Regions from separate parts of the Homo sapiens genome. Here region 2 is linked to region 1. Evidence: chromatin contacts called from ENCODE Hi-C or POLR2A ChIA-PET data. All regions are on one chromosome and are shown on one strand. The core of a region is the stretch at or near the end of the contact, and the rest is flanking DNA. Distances in the headings are between cores, read along the strand shown.

Evidence for each region. A loop is a pair of places that touch in the nucleus more often than their neighbours do. ChIA-PET counts read pairs that join two places held with the same protein, here RNA polymerase II (POLR2A). Pooled maps may share reads with other maps.
Region 2: a pooled map shows a loop between it and region 1 (2.4-fold over the local background). The contact joins the enhancer-like site here to the promoter of AKIP1 in region 1. A Hi-C loop is called at or near these places in 1 of 37 single-sample maps with no recorded cell type and 1 of 50 pooled maps. POLR2A ChIA-PET finds 5 or more read pairs at or near these places in 1 of 52 experiments (GM12878).

What each region holds. Positions count from the first base shown.
Region 1 is chr11:8,909,673-8,912,998 of GRCh38, forward strand. It overlaps AKIP1 (A-kinase interacting protein 1), which reads left to right and starts at 1,517. Exons shown (of 6, transcript NM_020642.4): 1 at 1,517-1,551; 2 at 1,772-1,999; 3 at 2,781-2,861. The coding sequence starts at 1,778. It also overlaps a transcript of DENND2B not described here. RefSeq lists a silencer at 1,282-1,561 and enhancers at 1,652-1,721, 1,732-1,821.
Region 2 is chr11:9,230,211-9,233,536 of GRCh38, forward strand. All of the region lies in intron 1 of DENND5A (DENN domain containing 5A), which reads right to left. Among named protein-coding and RNA genes, the nearest start is that of DENND5A, 33 kb to the right of the region's middle. RefSeq lists an enhancer at 225-825. Within about 2 kb of position 1,746, at least 3 of the 41 ENCODE cell types and tissues checked have a DNase peak (open chromatin) inside an H3K27ac peak, as active enhancers do.

The DNA of each region.
Region 1 (3,326 bases), core at 267-2,766:
TATAAGGGGAAAGCAGGAAATTTGCAAAAGTTAAGTAGCATAGAAGGAGGTCGTATTGGTCGGCTACTACTCACCTGGTACCTGATAATTGCTCATCAAGCCATCTGTTGAGACTAGGTGAGGATGGAGTTTCTCTCCTTTTTCATGAACCACAGAGGAGACTTAAAGGAGGATTTATTTGTGTTCCTTAAAGTGACCCCCACTGAGCGTGTCCCTCAAAGTGGACCTTCCTAAGCATCGGCGCTTTGCTTTGCGCTGGGTGGTGCGGCTGAGTCACTAATTAGCAGTGAGAGCCTGGGCTGTATCTCCTACCAAATAACCAGCGGAGTGGAGTGACAGGTCCTTACTTAAACATGGTTTAAGTAAGCATTCACAGTTCCTTACTTAAACATGGTGCAGTCTTCCTAAAAGATGGAGTCAGACCCCAAGAGAACAGGTCTCCAAAAATATGTGAATCCGTACTTCCCACTGGAGGGGAGAGAGAGCTGCGCTGAGGGATTATGAGAGACCCTACAACTTCTCAGGCGCCCCCTGCCCCGGGGGCCAGGAACATCTGCAGACAGCCCCGCCTCCGTCTCGCCTCAATCCCGAGCTGTTCCCTTCTCCAAAGGCCACCTTGGCAGCCACACAGTTTGGCCTAATCACCTCCTCAAACAAGAGTAGCGACACCCCAAAATGTAGACCAAGCAGAAAGAGGCGCGGGAGGCACTTGCCTTATTCCCCATGATGTTTTTGTTTTGAGACGAAGTCTTCCTCTGTCGCCCAGGCTGGAGTGCAGTGGCGCGATCTCGTCTCACTGCAACCTCCGCTTCCCGGGTTCAAGCGATCCTCCCACCTCGACCCTCCCGAGTACCTGGGACTACAGATGCGCGCCACCACTCCTCCTACTGTGTGTGTGTGTGGACACGGGTTGTCGCTATGTTGCCTACCTAGCTGGTACCCCATAACCACTCCTGGCTAGTGTGTGTGTGTGTGTGTGGACACGGGTTGTCGCTATGTTGCCTACCTAGCTGGTACCCCATAACCACTCCTGGCTAGTGTGTGTGTGTGTGTGTGTGTGTGTGTCTACACGGGTTCTCGCTATGTTGCCTACCTAGCTGGTACCCCATAATTTTTTAGCTCAACAGGAGACCTGCCTTTATACCCACCAAGTTAAGCAGCGCAGTAGCCCTCTAAGGGCCAGCCCCACGCCCAGAGGCTCCTCTGACAGCGTGGACAGATGCCCTGGGCTGCTGGCTCGACTCAGTCCTCAGCCCCCAGCCCCCGACCCCCGACCCCCGGCCCCCGACCCCCGACCCCCGGCCCCCAGCGCCCGGCGCCCCGCCTCCAGCGCTCAGCAGTTAACCAGGCAACTCGCGCGCAGACGCCAAGGCTGGGACGCAGAAGGCGTGTTTGGCCGCCCAGCCGCCCCGCCTCCCCCACTTCTCCCGCCTCTCCCGCCTCTCCCGCCTTCCGCCAATGGCCCAGCTGCGCCGGCGCCGCCGGGAGCGCTAGGCCTGGTCCCTCTTCCTAGAATAGCGTTGCGCGCATGCGCCTTGACGAGTGAGCCGGGTGAGGGGGCTCCCTAAGTAGCGGAAGGGGTAGATGAAAATGGAAGGGGCGGGCGCGCTAGGCCTAGTCCTGGCTGGGCTCCCGCTGGAGTGTGCGTTGGGGGCGGACCAGGAGCGGTGGTCTCCAGGGAGGTCGAGGCTGGGGCTCCCACCCGGATTTGGAGCAGGGTCGCCGCGGCCCAGCTGACCCGCCGGCGTTTGTACGTTGTGTGCCCACTCAGGGAGCCATGGACAACTGTTTGGCGGCCGCAGCGCTGAATGGGGTGGACCGACGTTCCCTGCAGCGTTCAGCAAGGCTGGCTCTAGAAGTGCTGGAGAGGGCCAAGAGGAGGGCGGTGGACTGGCATGCCCTGGAGCGTCCCAAAGGCTGCATGGGGGTCCTTGCCCGGGAGGCGCCCCACCTAGAGAAACAGCCGGCAGCCGGCCCGCAGCGCGTTCTCCCGGGAGAGGTGAGGGTCGCTGTGCCGGGGGCCGCCCCAGTCCTTCGCGCCGCGGTAGCCCGCTGGGAGCCAGGGGTGCGCAGCGCAGAAGCAGCTGAGGAAACCTTCCCTTAGCGGAAGCTGGAAAGGATCAGAACAATGAATGGAAAAGTCCTTTCAAAACGCTTTACATTTGACAGATTCTTGTTGGGTAGCTGTAGAATAACGGTAGTGTTCAGCCCTGGTTGGTTACTTAAAAAAAAAAAAAAAAATTAGCCGGGCGCGGTGGCTCATGCCTGCAATCCCAGCACTTTGGGAGGCCGAGGCGGGCGGATCACCTGAGGTCGGGAGTTCGAAAGCAGCCTGACCAACATGGAGAAATCCCGTCTCTACTAAAAATACAAAATTAGCCGGGCGTGGTGGCGCATGTCTGTAATCCCAGGTACTAGGGAGGCTGAGGCAGGAGAATCGCTTGAACCCGGGAGGCGGAGGTCGCGGTGAGCCGAGATCGCGCCATTGCACTCCAGCCTGGGCAACAAGAGCGAAACCTCCGTCTCAAAAAAAAAAAAAAAAAAAAAATCTTACAGCTATCATCTGATAGTAGAGGAAAGCCTGCAAGCCTGTCTCTTAGATCCTGGATAAATTGCATGTCTATCTTTTAGAGTTGGAATTCTTTCTCAATAACATCGTTCTTTCTGACATAAACTTGCAGAGCCTTTCCAAAAGTAAAAAGGAGACTATTTCCAAAATGGCTTCATTCTCCAGTAGGGAATCCTAGAGCTAACCTGTGACGTGCCATTTATTCAAATAGAGAGAAGAGAGACCCCCAACCCTTAGTGCTTCCTTCAGAACAATGGCTGAATTCATGGACTATACTTCAAGTCAGTGTGGGGTAAGTTGGTGTGAACCAAAACTATGCCCCATCACCTGCTGATGGACCACATTTGGATCTTTCTGGAATTTACGGAGAATCTGGACACTACCTGTTTCTCCTGCCCAGCCTTCACGGTCAGATTGTAATCAGTCAAGGACTTAAACCAGGGGGTAAATCCAAGTTAGAATTCACCCAATAAATGTTTATTGAATGCCTAACCCTGTAGCTGACAATATAGCAATGAAAAGTCAGAAAAGGTCTTCTGCCCTCAGTGATCTTTCAGTCTAGTGGGGGGAAAATAGCTTATTTGCCGAATTTCATAGCAAATAAGTTAAATATTAGGGGTTTTTTTTAACTTTTTTTTTTTTTTTTTTTTTGAGACAGAGGCTTGCTCTGTGGCACAGGCTGGAGTGCAGTGGTGTGATCTCGGCTCACTGCAAGCTCTCCCTCCTGGGTTCACACCATTCTCCTGCCTCAGCCTCC
Region 2 (3,326 bases), core at 496-2,995, 320 kb after region 1:
ATTTCATGTAAAACTAATGCTTTTTTTTTTTTTTTTTTTTTTTTTTTTTGAGACAAGTCTCACTTTTTCACCCAGGCCAAAGTGCAGTGGTGCAAACAGAGCTCACTACAATCTCAACCTTCTGAGCTCAAGCGATCCACCCACCTTAGCCTCCCAAGTAGCTGGGACTATAGGTATGCTCCACCACGCCAGGCTAATTTTTAAAAATTTTTTGCAGACAGGTTCTCACCGTTTTTCCCAGGCTGGTCTCAAACTCCTGGGCTTAAGCAATCCTCCCAGCACAGCCTCCCAAAGAGCTGGGATTACAAGTGTGAGCCACACCCAGCCTCTTATGCTTTCTTCTTGTTAATTTGTCTTTTGTTGCAGAAGTGTCAGCCATTGAACCTTAAGATGGGTGAGGAAAGGTATCACATCTTTCTGCCCTTACTGTAGAAACACTAAGGGCATCTTTTCCATAAATCTCAATTTCTTCATCTATAACATGAGGAGAACAATACCTAAGCCAGGCACAGTGGCTCACATCTGTAATCCCAGAATTTTGGGAGGCCAAGGCGGGTAGATCACCTGAGCCTAGGAGTTCAAGACTAGCCCAGACAACATAGGGAGACCGGTCTCTACAAAGAAATAGAAAAATTAGGCATGGTGGCACACATTTGTAGTCCCAGCTGCTAGGGAGGCTGAGATGGGAAGATCACTTAAGCCTGGAGGTCTAGACTGCAGTGAGCAGTTAGCGTGCACTCTAGCCTGGGTGACAGAGCAAGACCCTCTGTCAAAAACAAAACAAACAAACAAAAAAAACCCAAAAAACTACCTACCTCATCAGCCTATTGAGAGGAATGAATGAGTTAACATATGTAAAGCATATGGGACACATTTGTATTGAGCATAAGAGGTACTCAACAAATATTAGCTCCTTTCTTTCCAAAAGGTCTGTCATACATGCAAGAGTTATCTCAAAATCTTTAGCCATGAAAACAGGACACATAAATGTGCTAGAAGTTACCAAATGTTTCCTAACATGCAAACCTCTACTGCACTAAAGTGGCAACACATATCTGTTTCACAGAATGTATACCACGGCAGAGCCCACAGCAGCAAACGTGGCTATACTAAGAACACTGACAAGTCCGCAAATTCAGATTTCAAACCACAACTTATAAGGGACCACCCAGCAGCCTCTTCTTCCCCATAGCACATAAGCAGATTTAAGACTCTGGGAGCCAGGCTGGGCGCGGTGGCTCACGCCTGTAATCCCAGCACTTTGGGAGGCAGAGGCAGGCAGATCACCTGAGGTCGGGAGTTGGAGACCAGCCTGACCAACATAGAGAAACTCCATCTCTACTAAAAATACAAAAGTTGCAGGGAGTGGTGGCGCATGCCTGTAATCCTAGCTACTCAGGAGACTGAGGCAAGAGAATCACTTGAACCCAGGAGGCAGAGGTTGCAGTGAGCCGAGATCGCGCCATTGCATTCCAGCCTGGGCAACAAGAGCGAAACTCCGTCTCAAAAAAAAAAAAAAAAAGACTCTGGGAGCTTCCTGTTAGTTTACCCTCAGTAACATAAGAGAAAGTTTCCTTTACTTTTAAGAACTTTTATAGTAATAAATTCTCTCTCTTTTTTTTTAACAGACTTTCCTAACCACTAAAATTTTACCAACTGGTACTATATCAAAGCACAAAGACTAGCATTTGTTTTATCAAATCTGCATTAAAAGCACTGTATTGGTCATATCAAAGCCTTTTTGTACTTCAGGCCCAGCTGTGACAGCAATGGTAATGTTTCTCTTTCACTTGCAGAATGCTGAAAAACGGCCAAGAAAAAAAAATGGGGAAGCTTTTTTTCAGGCAGTACAGAGTAGTGTTAACAGCAGACTGTTTAAGAAAATTAATTAGCCCTAGGACTGTAGATCTAAATATGAAAGGTAAAAAAATAAAGCCTTTAGAAGAAAACACAGAACATCTTCATGATCCTGCAATAACAAAGATATAAAATGCACTAAACATTAAGAGAGAAAAACGTATAAATTGTACATTACAATTTAAAACTTTTGTTCCTTGAAAGTCGCCATTAAAAGAATGAAAACGCACAGATTACAAGAATATATTTGCACTATATATATATGAAATGAACAAAAAAGACATATCTAGAACATATAAAGAACTGCATTAAATCAATAAAGAAAAAAAGATCACTCAAAGAAAAACAGCAAAAGCCCTGAATAGATACTTCAAAAAAGACATATAAATGCCTAATAAACTTTTGAGAGGTGCTCAACTTCATTAGTCATCCAGAAAATTCAAATTTAAATAATACAATACTATTATATAACCACCAGAATAGCTAAAATGAAAAGAAAATGCCAAGAGTTGGTAAGGATAGGGAGTAACCTACACTGTCGTGCACTGCAAGTGGGAATGTAAACTGGTACAATCACTATGGAAAACTGTCTGGCAGCACCTACTAAAGCTGAACATGCGTATACCTATGACCCAGCAATTCCACTCCTGAGCATATACCCAACAGACCAAAAGCCATGTTCACGAAAAGGCACATACAGGAATGTTCATAACATGTCACTATTGTAATACTCAAAAACTACAAACTACCCATGAGCCTATCAACTGCAGAATTAACAGATAAGGTGTGGTAAAGTCACACAATGGCAAACTCTACAGCAGTGAGAACGACCAACCTAAAACTATACACAATATGAATGAACCTCTCAAATATATTGTACAAAAGAATCCAAACACAAGAGTTCACCATATATAATTACATTTATATAAAGTACAAAGACATGAAAAACTATGCTGTTAGAAGTCAAAATACTGGTTACCTGTGGTGAGTGGGAAGGCAAATAGTGACTGAAGTAGACTACTTCTTGCTCACATCCTAAGAAATTCAAGACAGCCAGTCGCAGGGGCTCACGCCTATAATCCCAACACTTTGGGAAGCCGAGGCAGGCGGATCACGAGGTCAGGAGTTCGAGACCAGCCTGGCCAGCATCGTGAAACCTCGCCTCTACTAAAAATACAAAAATTAACTGGACATGGTGGTGGGTGCCTGTAATCCCAGCTACTCAGGAGGCTGAGGCAGGAGAATTGTTTGAACCCAGGAGGCAGAGGTTGGAGTGAGCTGAGATCGCGCCATTGCACTCTAGCCTGGGCGACAGAGCGAGACTCTGTCTCAAAAAAAAAAAAAAAAAAAGAAATTCAAGACCCACCCTTTAGACCCTCTGGAGTGGGTTGAATGGTGGCCCCAAAAAAGGTATGTCCACATCCTAATCTCCAGAAGCTATGAATGTTATCTTACTTGGAAAAAGGATC